Regions from separate parts of the Homo sapiens genome. Here region 2 is linked to region 1. Evidence: chromatin loops called from intact Hi-C (ENCODE). Cell type or tissue: psoas muscle. All regions are shown on one strand.

Region 1 (8,000 bases):
TCTCCTTGCTGCATCTTTATCAATTATGTTTATGTAATATTCTAATATTTTGTTTTCATGTCAGCTACATTGAACAGACTATCATTTTCATTACCTCTGCAGTTGCTTCTTTCACTAAAGTCTTGAGTTCCTCAAAGTCATTCACAAAGGTTGGAATCAATTTCTTCCAAACTCCTGTTGGTATAGATATTTTGGCTTCCTTCCATGAATCATGAATGTTCTTAATGGCTTCTAGAATGATGAATTATTTCCAGGTTATTGGTTTAATTTTCTTAGATCTATCAGAGGAATCACAAGCTATGGCAGCTCTAGCCTTACAGGCTGTATTTCTTAAATAATAATACTTGAAATTCAAAATTACTCCTTGATCCACAGGCTGCATAGTAGATGTTGCCTTAATAGGTATGAAAAGAATATTAATCTTGAGCACCTCCATCAGAGCTGATGAGTGACCAAGTTCACAGTCAAACAACAGTAAAATTTTGAAGGGAATCTTTTTCTTTCTGAGTAGCAGATCTCAACAATGGGCTTAAAATATTCAGTGACTCATGCTATAAGCATATGTGCTATCATCCAGGCTTTGGTATTATACTTATAAAGCATGGACAAAAAAGATTTACCATAATTTTTAAGAACCCTAGGATTTTTAGAGGGGTAAATGAGCATTGGCATCAACTTAAAGTTGCAGTTTCCTCTAAAAAGAGATCAGCCTGTTCTGTGAAGGTTTTATGCCAGTCATTGACTTCTCTCTAGCTATAAAGGTCTTAGGTGATATCTTCCAATATAAGGTTGTTTCCTCTATATTGAAAGGATGTTGTTTAGTGCAGCCTTCATCAATTAACTTAGCTGGATCTTATGGATAACTTACTGTAGCTTCTGCATCAGCTCTTGCTGTTTCACTTTGTGCTTTTATGTTACGGAGATGGCTTATGTCCTTAAACCACAGGAATCAACCTCTGATAGCTTAAATTATTTCTTCTATGGTGTCCTCACCTCTCTCAGCCTTCACAGAATTGAAGAGAGTTAGGGCTTTGCTCTGGATTAGGTTTTGGATTAATGGATTGTTGTGGTTGTTTTGATCTTCAAGCCAGACCACTGAAATTTTCCCCATATCAGCAATAAGAGTGTTTTATTTCTTATCACTCATGTTCACTGAAGTGGCATTTTAAATTTCCTTCAAGAATTTATCTTTCTATTCACAATGTGGCAGTTATCCTGGCACAGGTTTTCAGCCTAACTTGTCTTTTGCCATGCTTTCCTCACTAAGCTTCGTTATTTCTAACTCTTTATTTAATGTGAGAGATGTGCAATACTTCCTTTTGCTTGAACATTTAAAGGCCGTTGCAAGGTTAATTGCAACTTGTCTACTTTTGATATAGTTGTGTCTCAGGAAATAGGGAGGCCAAAGGAAAGGGAGAGAGCCAGAAGGTCAGTTGGCAGAGCAGTCAGAATGTATATAACATTTATCAATTAAGTTCACTGTCTTTTATGGGTACAGTCCATTGTGCCCCTAAATAATGATAATAGTAACATCAAAGATCACTGATCACAGATCTTCACAATAGATAAAATAATAATGTAAAGATTGAGACATTGTAAGAATTACCAAAATGTGACACAGAGACATGATATGAGAACATAATGTTGGAAAACTGGTGCCAGTAGACTTGCTTAACACAGTGTGGTCCTGAACTTTTAATTTGTGAAGAAAAAAACAATATCTGTGAAATGAAATAAAATGATACATGCTTGCATAACTGTAAACTTTCATATTTCCATTTCATAGCTTGTAAACAGTTATCATACATAATAATGATTTGCAGCACACAATATTAGTTACAGAAATACATTTTGTAATAATACACATACTTCTACACATCCTTCAATTAGAATTTTCAAACACACATTTCATGCATGGTTTTCTACCACAGTACTGGATTGATCTCCCTATGAGGATACAATTACGATAGTGTAATAAATTAGAGATAGTATTCTTTTTCTGAGATTCCAGCAAAGAACGTTCCTCACATTCAGTAACACATTGGTGTATTTAAAAACAAGAGATAGTAAAACAAATATTTTGCATTGCAATTAACCTATATTGCTCAAGCCACTAAGAAAATGTTTCCAAATTGCTTTATGATACATTGGATGTAGAAAGTTATCAACATGTTATCACCTGCATTTTAAAAAATATTATTTGGCTTTTTATGATTGCTTTTCTAACATTCTAGCCTCTATCATCTTATTTTATTACATGCATTTTAATTAGTGTGAGATATTATAAAAACATATCTTATAACAAACATGTAAGTGTATATAATGTCCAGGCACTATTCTCAGCTCTTAACTGTATTAACTCTGTTCACCATCAAACAATCAATAGCATATGTGCAATATTCATCCCATTTTACAGATAAATGAGGCATAGAAAAATTAAGCAACTCATTCAATATGCCACTCACTAGCCAAGTATAGATCTGGCATATAAATCAAAGCAATCTGACTTATTTTCTTATCCAGTTATCCAGTAATCTACACTTATAACTGAGATATTCTACAGATAGATACGCACATGTACATGCATGCATACTTTTCTGAAATATTTACTATATCCCTTAAGATGGCTTGATGAAATTGATTTTAGCATAAATCTCAAGCTAGTAATAACTGAAAAGTAGTATAACTAGCATTTAGCAGGAACTTTGAAACTTTTAAATGATTTTAAAAATATTTTAGGACTATGAAATTCATTTGGCTGCATTAAACAAAGTGCTTGATAAAATCCCTAGTGTGAGAGGTTGTGTGTGTGTACAGGTAAGGTTGTTGTAAGTTCCCAATTACAGTATGTGATTGAGAAATTAGATGTATCTTGAGATGCTTTATCTCATGAAGAATCTACCTTTGATCTTAGAACTTTCTCAGCTGCATCCTTTACATCTTTATTTCTCAAACTATAAATCAACGGATTCAGCACTGGAATGAAAATGGTGTAGAACACTGAGATAATTTTATCAGTGTTTGGAGAATACAGGTAGCTGGGCCGTGAGTAAATAAAGAGGAGAGTCCCTTGGTAGATCGTCACTGAAGTCAGGTGAGAGGCGCATGTAGAAAAGGTCTTCTTCCTCCCACTGAAAGAGCGGATCTTTAAGACTGAGAGAAGAATGAAAAAGTAGGAGATGATGATGATGATAAAACAAATGATTTCCACTGAGCTGCCGTATGTGGAGAGGAGCCACTCATTAATTGTTGTGTCAGTGCAGGATAGTTTAAGCAGGGGAGGGAGGTCACAGAAAAAATGATTAATAACATTTTTGTCACAATATTTCAGAATAAAGGCAAAGGATGTGTGAACCAGGGAACTCATGTTGCCTCCAAGGTATGACAAGACAATCAACCGCATACAGATGCCCCTAGACATCACAACTGTGTACAATAAAGGGTTACAGATGGCGACATAGCGATCATAGGCCATGGCGGCCAGGATGAAGGATTCTGTATCTGCAAAAGTACAGAAAAAATAAAACTGCAGGGCACACCCATAATAGGAAATAGATTTGTTCTCCGAGAGGAAATTGACCAGCATTTTGGGAACAATGTCTGAGAAATAGCAAAGGTCTACAAATGATAGGTTGCTAAGGAAAAAATACATGGGGGTTTGAAGGTGAGGATCAATCCTGATCAACAGCATCAATCCAATGTTCCCTATCAGAATTATAGCATACAATGTCAGAAACATGAGGAACAGGACAATCTGCAGTTCAGGGCGAGTTGGAAAACCTAATAGAATAAACTCAGTGACCAACGTGTAGTTTCTATCTGTAAATTCCATCTTCTGTGTTGTTTTCCTTTTATGAGAATTTCTAATACCCTACAATGCTATAATGATGAAAAAAGAAAAATAATTAGATGTAATTATAAAGTTATTTTATTGTTTAAAAATAAATAAATGGCAATAAGATAAAGAAAGCAAGCTCAAACTTTTTTGAACTATAAACTCTGAGAAATATATTTCAGAATTTAGTAATATCATATTTCATGGTTGCAGGTTATATTTTATTTGATTACTATTTCTTCCATTGAACAGTTGACTTCCTATGTGCATGGATCATGTCTGATTTGGCTTACCATTTTGCACCCAAAATATTAAACAATTACTGGCCCAGAGTATTAAAAAAGTAATAAATTAATGAACAGACTGATGATCACATTAAGTAAAGAAAATATGTATATTATTAAAAATGGACTGACTTATAGAGTGTTCCTTTGAATAAGAATTTTAGAACATCTGCTTCTTGTTTTCAGGATTTGATAGATACCGGTATGCTGTGTCTCTTGACTGAGTAAATAGAGTGGTGTGATGAAATATGCCGGCTAATTTTTTTTTTACTGTAAAGCAGAAGCTTTAGCGAAATAAAAACAAATGTCAGTAAATACCAGCTCTGAGGATATTTTTGACAGAAAAGAGCTTAGTGTAATTCCATAAACCCTGTTCACATACTAAACTAAGCTGATAAAATTAGTTAACTACTTGTTTCAATACTTCTGGCATTTATCGAACTCCTTGGCTTCCTGGAAATGCTCATTAAACATTAGTGGACTGACCAAGTACAGTCAGCAAAACATTTAGTTATATGTTAACTTGCAATTAAATAACATTACTATATATGGCATCATCACTGATTAAATTTTATAAGTAAAGAACAATTGTTGCATTTATTGTTATGGTAGTATAATACAAAGTGTTGAGTCAGAAAAATCTGTTAAACACTGCTTCTGAGGTCTCAAAATACTTACAGAATTATAAAAATTTTTAACTTGACTTTGAAGTACAAATAATTTGATTTTGACCATGAAGGATAGACTTGGAAATACGTAAAAAACAAAACAACAACAAAAAAAAGCAAGCAAAGCATCAATCTCTAAAGTTCATGTTGAGAGGGCCAAGATGGGAATTAAAAATATTTGAGTCACTGCCTCATTTACATAATAGATATTATGACAATGACAGTGCTAAAGACAATTTATTTATCTCATGTAAGCAATAAAACTACCCAATGACATAAACACTGAGAAGCCTATTGATAATCAGAAGGGTTAATCACGTGCTCAAAGTGCTGCCTTATGTTATCACCTCAAAGCGTGTGAATGAGATGCAGCACTACAGCAGGACAGTGGTTATTCTCATTTTGCTTGTTTGAAAATAGTCAAGGTATTTAGACAATATAAGACATCACTTCGATTTAGGAGGAATTTGATTAGATGCCCATCTTGGCTGCATGGGGGCTGTGTGACCTTGTGCCACTTAATATAAATTATCCTAATCTATACTACAACAATGATAATAAATATCTCATAGTGTTTCTGTATGGATTAAATAGGGAAAATGTTCTGCCCCCCCTTTCTGTCCCTTTATCTACCTACTTATCTTTCCATGTGTCATTCTTTAGGGAGACTGACATACAGTAGATAACATCAAAAATTAGTTTTGATTGCCACGCTGCCATTTTATTCTTAGATTATGACTAGAGCTACCTGTCAAATTTTACTAACAATAATTGTCACCTGTATAATGCTTACTATGTGTAATGCAATATTCTTAACACTTCACCTATAACTCATTTAATTGTCACCAAAAAACTAACAAAATTACCATGGAGTTACTATCATTATGATCTTTTTCTTACAGATGAAGGAAACTAAGAAAGAGAGAATTTGAGATTTAGGATGTGATGGAAACAGGATTAGAACCCAAAATTCTGACTCCAAAGCCACATGATACACTGGTTCTCTATAAACAGGATTCTTTTTATTAGCTCCATATTTTGGATGAGAACATTAATGCTTAGGATAGTATCTCAAGGTCATTCAACATGTAGTTGACCAGTGCAATTCAAACTCAGGGGTGTATGAAATCAAAGCCCATGAAAGCAAGCATGAGGACGGGGAGAATATTAACAGTATGACCATTCTATGGTTCGCATACTTCCCAAAAATGTGGGGCATGTATTCTTGGCAACTTCACATTGGTCATTCCTTCTGATAGTCAAAAAATTCTATTTAGAGAAATATTAAAAGGAAGAGAAGAGGCATGAGGATAGTGGTAGGAAAAGACAGTGATTCTTGGATTCTTCTTTTTAAAAGGGAATTAACAAATAAATCTTACTAACATACTATGATTCAATAAGTTCTTTCCAAACATAACAAAACAATCTTATGTTATAAAATAAGTTAATTCAAGTTATAAGGTAGGTAGATATGCTTTGGTTCTCCTATCAGTAACAAAAGGCTTATTTAAACAAAAGACATTTTAGACCCTGTGGAAGCTATATCAGAAAGGGTGATAAAAGATAGATTACCTTGTCAGTACAATATTGAATGATAAATGTACTTTCAAAACTATTTGTACTCAAATCAGTGGTTCTTGCTCTCAGACCAACAAAAGTTGATTTTTTTTTTTTTTGCACGATTAAAGCCAGTCCAATAACCGCAGAAGCTACTTACTGAGGAAGGAACTGTTGCAAGTTGCTTAAGGGAATAATTTCACCAATACAACCAAGGGCTTTTACATGAATTCTTATGTCACTGGGGACCTAGTAATTGAAGGATTCCAAGCATGTTAATTTCTGAGAGACTCCTAGAGAATAGTTACTAGGCTTATTGCCAATGTAAATATTTTCTCTAGAAACACATTCATAATTTTCATGGAAATGCTGTTGTGTTAATTTGAAGAGGTAATTTTCATTTTCAGTAATATCGAGGAGGTTGTTTTTAACACTTGGCATTCTACAAAGGACCGTCTTTATTGTGGAGGTTCTTTACAAATAGTTCAAATATTTAAAACTGTAACTACTGCCATTTAAATTTCTCAAAAACCACATGGAAACTCTAAAAATATTATTTATGATTACTAGTACTGAAAATTAATGAATTATTTTTGTGGCATTGAAAGCTTCTGTAGAGCTTAGTATCACCAGATGTTTTCTGACAAGACAGAGGACTTTATAACACCTGGTACCAAAATGTATCAGGACAATGGCAAGGTCATCTCAGTAAACACAGGTTGTCATCATCAACTTCATTATTCTGATATACATTGTATAAGATAGCTTCATTCAAACAACTGTAGTTAATAGCTAATTGTAATTAGTGCAGCCCCACCAATTATAGTCTCTTTATTTTCACAGTATAATGCAGGTTTATTTATCATGCCTATATCTGGAGTATCACAGAGGAAATCTTCTTAAAACTTATATCCATTGCAAAAATCCATTTATGAACCTACTAAAACATGGTCAGAAGCCTCAGCTTAATTATTTTTTAGGAAAATAATTTCACAACTTCAATCCACTGTGTACATTCTAACTATTGAAAAAAAATCTCAGTTACTGTGAGCTCAAATCTGAATTCATATTTCCTCTTTATTTGTGGTATGATCCTTCTATATAACTGCACACAATACTGAACTTATTTTGTGATTTAGGAAAATATAGTGATAGGGTTGGTGAACTGAAAGTTAACTCTATAAAGAAAAAATGAGAGTTTGTCATTTTAGTATAATATGCTCATACAAGGAATTTATCATTTAAAAAATTTTGAGGTAATTATCATTTTGGTAATGAAGTTATTTGAAAAACATTTTAAAAATTTACTCCGTAAATCTAGTTTTTTGAATATACTTCTTTAGAAATCACAAATTTAAATTTTAAAAATTAATTATTTATAATTTCATTCATTAAAGGAAAAAAGTAACCGTTCTCTTTTGCTAATCCTACTCTTCGGAAAGGAAAGTGATAATATAATATTCTAATGGTTGAGTGATTTATGAGAATCTGTGGGCAGAGGTCTAAGCCTGTAAGACGGTTGTAAGAAGAGACTATTCTCTCCAGTATCTGTAGCGTTGTCTCTGCAGAAGAACACTTGCAATCCCTATTTAATTCTTGGACTTTGCACTACTCTTTATTGTGATTCTAAATTTCCCTGACTTAGTATCCAAGAGA
Region 2 (8,000 bases), 850 kb after region 1:
AAGTTGATGCTGCCATCTAGTGGCAATGCTTAACAACTTAAGAAGAAACCACGACAGTGTTATTTCGCTGGGAATACTGTTTACCCTTAAACGTATTCTGTATTCGCTAAGAGCATGTTAACAAGAGTTGACTTAAGAGTTAAAGATATACAATATATTTCTTAGTGAAATATTTTATATAAACTTAGAGTAATTTTTTAATTAAAATTTAGTTTTGAAAAATATAATCCTTATACAAATCTGATAATTTCTCAGGAAAAAAGTTCTACAGAAAGTTGTCACTGGAGTAACTCAGTTGAATTAGTTATTTCTTTTCCTTCACAATTTCTTACCTAAGATTACTAAAAGGAAGGAGAAAAGGATGTTTCATAAATAATATGAAAATGTATATTTCATGAGTACTGAAAGCAAACATTATAAAAGCAAAATTTAATGGGTTGGGAAATTGAACTAATATTTAAAATTAGGTTTTGAAAACTCAGGATGTAAGGTCATTTTGAGGAAATCTTTACTAACAGAGAAACCGGAGAAAGATGAATCAACATTAATAGTTAATCTTTCCTTACATTTCTTTCCAAATGGATCTGAAGAAAACAAAAGCCTGTTATGCTCCGTTGGGTTCAACAAACTTTTATTGAATAACTACTCTGTGCCAGACACTGTACAAGGTTCTCATGATAAACAAGTAGTAGCTCCTTGGGACATATGATTAGGAAGAATTCCTCTATTTCTAGGTAAATAAAATTGTGTTTTAATCAGGAGCAGATGATGTCCCATGCCTTTCCAACATCCATAAAGATGACTATATGAATATCAATAATAATAAGAAAAAAAATCAGCAATAACAAGAATAGAAACATCATCCAGCACTTCTAAATACTCTCCTGCAATATCTTATTTAATTTTGATAGTAATACAATGCCCTAGATAATGTTATCCCCATTTTATAGAGAAGAATACAAAAAAATTTCTATAAATTATGTGTAATTTTGGATACTGATTTTATTTTGAATTTTGCAGTATGTAGCCTCACTTATGTAACCTTAATATAGTTGTGCCATTCGTATTTAAATTTGTGAATATAATATAGATATTAGATTCTCCAGAGAGACAGAACCTATCAGAGATAGATAGATGTAGACACAGATAGAGATATAGATGCCTAAGAGGGAATTTATTAGGGGAACTGGTTCATGATTACGAAGTTTAAGTCCCAGGCAGATAATCTGCAAGCTAGAGACCTTAGGATGACAGTAGCATGGCTCAGTCCAAGCCTAAAGGCCTCAAAAACAGGGAAGCTGATGTTGTAACTCTAAGTCTGAGGCTTGAGGACTGAGAACCTGGGACCACTGGTGCAAATCCTGGAGTCCAAACGCTGGAGAGCCTGGAGTTCTGATGTCCAAGAGCAGGAAAAGAAGAGTGTCCCAACACTAGGAGAGAGAGAAAAAAAATAGAATTTGCCTTTCTTCTGTCTTTTTGTTTCATCCAAGCCCCAAGACGATTGGATGGTGCCTGCCCCCATTGAGTGAGGGATGATTTTCCCACCTCAGTCTACCTACTCACATGCCAATCTCTTCTGGAAACACCCTCTCAGACACACCCAGAAATAATTATTTACCAGCTATCTAGGCATCCCTTAGTCCAACCAACTTGACACACCTGCAATTGACTGTCACATCCTCCTCTCTCTTTCTCTCTCTCACATACTCACACCATGCACACACATCACTGAATCTAATAGGATTAAAAATAATCTTTTCCTCTCTCTTTCTTCAAAACATCTTTAAACCTTTTTCTTTCTTTCCTCAAAGTTCCATTTTAAATATGTTTGTCTTCCCAATCAGATGTCCCTTTTCCCTTCTTTTGGCAAAAAAAAAAACACTCTTTTAGTGGTTCTAAGATAACTTGTCCCTCCCACACCTGGTGTGGCTGTCAACCATGAGGCCCTGAATCTTCAAACCACAGAGGTAGGCCCCTGATCCAGGAGAATAAGTCAGTTGGAGGATACCAGTACTCTGGACACAACTAACAGGTAAGTAGAAAAAAATTGGGTCAATCAAAGACAGTTTTTGTTTCTTTTGAATGGTGTCAAATAGTGACAGAAAAGAAATGAGTAGAAAACTTCTCCTAACTATATTGTCCCAATTTTATTTTCCTTTAATGAGCTAAAGCTTAAAAGCCAAACCAATACAATAGTCGACCAAAGGTGTTACGTGGATGTTCTTTCCCTACCCACCCCCAAAAAAGGGATTTTATCAGTTCAGATTAGGTTTGCCTACATGTGTTAGGAAATTTAAAGTAGCAGTAACTTAAACAAGTTGTTTAAACTTTATTTTTCTTTCTTATAAAATGAGTAAGTAAATAGCCAATGTAGGGCAGATAAGGCTACTATACAGTGACAGGAGCCCGAATGTTTCCCCATAGTACAAAATGACTGCCACTGAATCTACATTTAGGTCACAAAAAGGAGACAGGTGACAAGAAGAATGCTAACCTAAACATCTAAGGAGACTTCCCAGAAGAACCTCACACATTTTCTTCTTACATTTCAGTACTTTGTCATGTGGCAACAGCCACGTACAAAGGAGATTGAAAAATGTAGTGTTCTATCTTGGTTGCAATGTGACCAGCTAAAAATGGGGCTTCCATTAAGCAAGAGGAGAATGAAAGATGGAATTCCTCTTTAGTAGTATTTGCTACAGAGGTAAATGTAATTTATTTGGCTTCTTTTCTTCTTAGCCATTTTTTCCCCTTAGATGATCTTCCTTTCATGCTGGCATTTGTATGATAGCTAAAAGCACAAGTTTTGCTGTCTGAGGACCTGAGTTAGAATCCCAACCCCACTGTAAATAAACTGTATGATCCTGTCTCCATCATGAGATATATTTGATCCTTCTTTTTTTGTAGGATAATGATTCCTAGCTCTTCTTTTTTTGTAGTAGTGCTGATCCCTAGCTCTTCTTTATTTGTAGTAATACTAATCCCTAGCTGGTTCGCCATTAAATGCACGCTTCTCTCCCTCCAAAGGAGAAAAGAACTTTTCCTGTCTCATTTACTGCTGTATCCTCAGGACTTGGAATAATGCCTGCTAATCAGGAGTCACCATATACATATTTTTTAACTTAATTTTGACAACTAAAAATCCTCTTGCGAAGAATATCTAATAGCACATAATTTATTTTAAAATATTTAGGATTTATCTAGTTAAAAGCAAGCTAAAAATAACATTTAATATAAAATCCTATAAAAATCTTGTAAAAATATATATACCTACATATAAGAAAATGCTGGAAGAGTGTAAACAATGGATTTAGCATAGATTATTTATACAAACAAAATTACATGACAAGAACGTGTGTTTTTCTAGATCCCATTGTCTTATAAAATAAACTATCTGCATTTTTATATTTCAGAATCCTATATATATGGTACAAACATATAAATTTTAAATAGTAGAAAAAAATATCTATTTTGATGTATATTACCATTGTTTTCATATGTGAGTAGTGAAATTACATGTGAGTTTTACTTTCTTTGTGTTCTGCTTTCCAAACATTCTCTAATAATTTTAGGTCTCTAAAAGTATGTATTTATTGCTTTTCCTAGGCAACAAGAGAAAGTATTTTTTTAATTTAGGCCCATATATTTTATATTCTTATTAGGCCAAAGACGTTTTGATTCAATTAATACATTAAATTATATAATAATCTTACTAAGTGGAACAATTTTCTCATTTCAAGAAAAATGTTGTTTACTACTTTTAAAATATGGTAAAAACTGTGGTTGGAAAAAGTGATTTCTGAAATCTCTAAGAGGGTGCAAAGCCTCTCATCACACTCAGGCTACAGACAGTCTGTTTTCTGTCAACATCATTAGATTTGCCTTCAACCCATTATTTTTGGCATTGGAATTGCTCAAGTGCAATTCAAGGAGATTGCAGTTACTGACCCATTGTTCTGAGTCCAGACAAGACCGCTTTCCATCTGAACATGTCTATTGGTCTCTCCTTCAATGAGACACCCATGAAATATTGAGAGCCTTGGGGAAAGTTGAGTGTCCACACATATCATCCCAATGTGTTCCAGGGAAGTTTGTAAACACTGGAGAAGATCTGATAGCACCTGATTCATTCTGAAATTGGGGTTCTGTATGAAGAGTTATTTTAGATGCACAGGATCAGCTCTGCATCCACTTTTCTGACCAGAAACTCTTCCTTAATTTCAAAGAAACAAAAAGATGCTAAAACTATTTTAAAATTTTGTCTATTATATTTCTTTTTCAATTTGGAAACAACAAAAATGGGTAACATGAAAATAGGCTGTAAATTTTCTGTATTTTAATTTACCTCTAACTTTTCCATACCCAGTGCCTCTGAATTTTAAAAATTTTTCTATTTTACTATTCACTTTCTTGCATTTTATTTCTAGTTTCTATAATAAGCTATTCCCATTTATTTTTACCTAAAAGAACTAAGAAAAAAACTAAATATCAACAAATAAAGTAATAGCTGAAATGACTTAAGAGTCAAATACACAGAGAGTCATCTGAAAATTATTGCCAGGATTTGTCTCTGTATGAAATAGTAAGATTCTAGGGTTTTTATTTTTATTGTTGCTCCTCTTTTCCTTTATATTTTATATTTTCTGTTATAATGATGATTTATTTTGTTTTTAGAATATAAAAATAAAGAAAATAGGCATAAAATAAATTCAAAGGAATATAAGAAAAAGAATTCCTTTTATTTAAAAAATTATTTTTAAGCAAAGTAACCTTTTATATTTTCAATTCTGTAGATGGGAATGGGGAACACATGTTTTTTTTCCAATAAATCACTCCTGGTGTGGACATTTACATTATTAAATATAACTAGTGTGCTAGTAATAACAGTCGCTAGATGGTTCTAATATTCATTAGACTTTATCATATTCCTAATAATGAAGATTTTGGGGAGACATATAATTGTTCTGACTCTGTAGGTAACTAAAAATTTTTATCATTTATAGAAAGATGATGAAATGGAGGTTTTTCCAAAAGTAAGTAGTAAAATAAAAGTCAGATGGAAGCATAGAAATATGCCATCCCCTAAATTTTGCAAATGGCTTAGTATCTTGGGATGATGACGAGGAAGTCTAACTATGTCTGGAAGCTTTTCCTTTTATCTACTTTTTGTTCTTGATGAGAATTAAAATTGTAATTTTCTTTTTAAAAAACTTCTTTTTGGTAATCATCCTCCCCATGGCATCTTTTACTTTTTTTATTATTATTATACTTTAAGTTTTAGGGTACATGTGCACAACGTGCAGGTTTGTTACATATGTATACATGTGCCATGTTGGTGTGCTGCACCCAGTAACTCGTCATTTAGGATTAGGTATATTTCTTAATGCTATCCCTCCCCACTCCCCCCACCCCACAACAGGCCCCGGTTTGTGATGTTCCCCTTCCTGTGTCCATGTGTTCTCATTGTTCAATTCCCACCTATGAGTGAGAACACGCAGTGTTTGGTTTTTGTCCTTGCAATAGTCACTGAGAATGATGGTTTCCAGCTTCATCCATGTTCCTACAAAGGACATGAACTCTTCATTTTTTGTGGCTGCATAGTATTCCATGGTGTATATGTGCCACATTTTCTTAATCCAGTCTATCATTGTTGGACATTTGGGTTGGTTCCAAGTCTTTGCTATTGTGAATAGTGCCACAATAAACATACGTGTGCATGTGTCTTTATAGCAGCATGATTTATATTCCTTTGGGTATATACCCAGTAATGGGATGGCTGGGTCAAATGGTATTTCTAGTTCTAGATCCCTGAGGAATCACCACACTGACTTCCACAATGGTTGAACTAGTTTACAGTCCCACCAACAGTGTAAAAGTGTTCCTATTTCTCCACATCCTCTCCAGCACCTGTTGTTTCCTGACTTTTTAATGATTGTCATTCTAACTGGTGTGAGATGATATCTCATTGTGGTTTTGATTTGCATTTCCCTGATGGCCAGTGATGATGAGCATTTTTTCATGTGTTTTTTGGCTGCATAAATGTTTTCTTTTGAGAAGTGTCTGTTCATGTCCTTCACCCACTTTTTGATGGGGTTGTTTGTTTTTTTCTTGTAAATTTGTTTGAATTCATTGTAGATTCTGGATATTAGCCCTTTGTCAGATGAGTAGATTGCAAAAATGTTCTCCCATTCTGTAGGTTGCCTGTTCACTCTGATGGTAGTTTCTTTTGCTGTGCACAAGCTCTTTAGTTTAATTAGATCCCGTTTGTCTATTTTGGCTTTTGTTGCCATTGCTTTTAGTGTTTTAGACATGAAGTCCTTGCCCATGCCTATGTCCTGAATGGTATTGCCTAGGTTTTCTTCTAGGGTTTTTATGGTTTTAGGTCTAACATTTAAGTCTTTAATCCATCTTGAATTAATTTTTGTGTAAAGTGTAAGGAAGGGATCCAGATTCAGCTTTCTACGTATGGCTAGCCAGTTTTCCCAGCACCATTTATTAAATAGGGAATCCTTTCCCCACTTCCCTGGTGGTCTAGTGGCTAGGATACTTCTTTATTTATCAAGCTGTAGATGAGAGGTTTCAACATGGGGATGTACAGAACACCAACACTATTTTATTGAGTTCCGGGTAAAAAGTTGCACCTGGTCGAACGTAGCTAAAGAAGAGAGACCCATAAAAGATGGAAACAGCTGTTAAGTGTGAAGAGCAGGTGGAAAAAGTTTTGTTCTTCCCATTAGCAGAGCAGATCCTCAGAATGTCAGTAAGGATGTAAAAATAGGAGATTATAATGGTCAGGCTACTGACAACTAGTACAGCTCCAGCCACAATGAAAACTAACAATTTATTGATCCGGGCGTCAGCACACACGAGAGAAAGAAGGAGAGACATGTCACAGAAGAAATGATTGATAATGTTGGAGTGAAAAAAGGGAAAATGAAAAGCAGCCGTTGTGTGAGTTATGGTGTTGAAGAAATCAGCTGCATAACGTACAACCACCAGCTGGATGCACAGTCTCTATTACATGGCCACTGAGTACAACAATGGGTTACAGATGGCCACATAATTGTCATAGGCCATGGAAGCCAAGAGAAGATACTCAATGACTATGAAGAACCCAAAGAACCACTGCTGCAAGGGACAGCCCAGGAAAGAGATGGCTTTCCTTACAGCAAATAAGTCAGTGAGCAACTTGTGGCCCACAACGGATGAGAAGCAGATGTCCACAAAGGACAGGTAGCTGAGGACAAAGTACATAGGTGTGTGAAAGCAGGAATCGAGCCAGATGCGAACCATCATGCCCAAGTTTTCTGTCATAGTAATGAGGTAAAAAAGGTAGAAATGGTAAGAAAAGGAAGACTTGCAGCTGAAGATGATACCTTAAGCCTACAAAAATGAATTCTGTGATCCTTTTATATTTCCATCAGCCATTGGTTGATTTTAGTCTCTATAGTGAGAAAAATAGAGAACTGATCATGCATTCAACTTTGATTTTTTAAAATCATAACATATTGCACAGGAAAAGAAATATAGGTGGAACTAACTTAGAAACATTGATATTTTTTAAAAAGCCCAAATAAAATGCTAGGACATTAGATATATCACAGTTCTAAAAAATAGTATGGTTTAAGCGTTTTATAGAGAAATTTGGGACTTAACTAAGAAATGGTTAAAACTTTATAAACCTATATAAATTAATCACTACCCTTACAGATTATAGGAAAAAGCATTATTATTATTTCAATCGAATTTGAACAAGAATTTGATAAAATGCAGCTCTCAAGAAGAACTTTCCAAAACTGGAAATAAAAATAACTATTTAATTTAATACAAAGAATCTTCCAGAAAAAAAAATGTGTGTAGTGTTAAGACATTAGAAACATTCACATTATAATCAGACACTATTTAAAGATGTCCATAACATATGTATTTAACATTTATATTAAAGATTGTAAAATTCTAAAAAAAAAAAAGATAAATATAAGTACTGTAGTAAAAGTAGA

What was found. Hi-C counts contacts between places; a loop is a spot of excess contacts. Peaks named below come from ENCODE experiments on the same cell type or tissue, not always from the same donor. Only the 100,000 strongest peaks of a DNase experiment are listed, where the experiment ranks them.
Region 2: a loop joins it to region 1, with 9 times the contacts of the local background. A loop is called at or near these places in 54 of 110 quality-filtered maps.

What each region holds. Positions count from the first base shown.
Region 1 is chr11:55,932,569-55,940,568 of GRCh38, forward strand. OR5I1 (olfactory receptor family 5 subfamily I member 1) reads right to left here and starts at 3,832. Exons shown (of 1, transcript NM_006637.1): 1 at 2,888-3,832. The coding sequence starts at 3,832. The coding sequence ends at 2,888. In psoas muscle, no CTCF peak of the experiment used is centred here; no DNase peak of the experiment used is centred here.
Region 2 is chr11:56,783,628-56,791,627 of GRCh38, forward strand. It overlaps the pseudogene OR5G4P. Among named protein-coding and RNA genes, the nearest start is that of OR9G4, 39 kb to the left of the region's middle. In psoas muscle, CTCF peaks have their summits at 10 (motif pointing left) and 224; no DNase peak of the experiment used is centred here.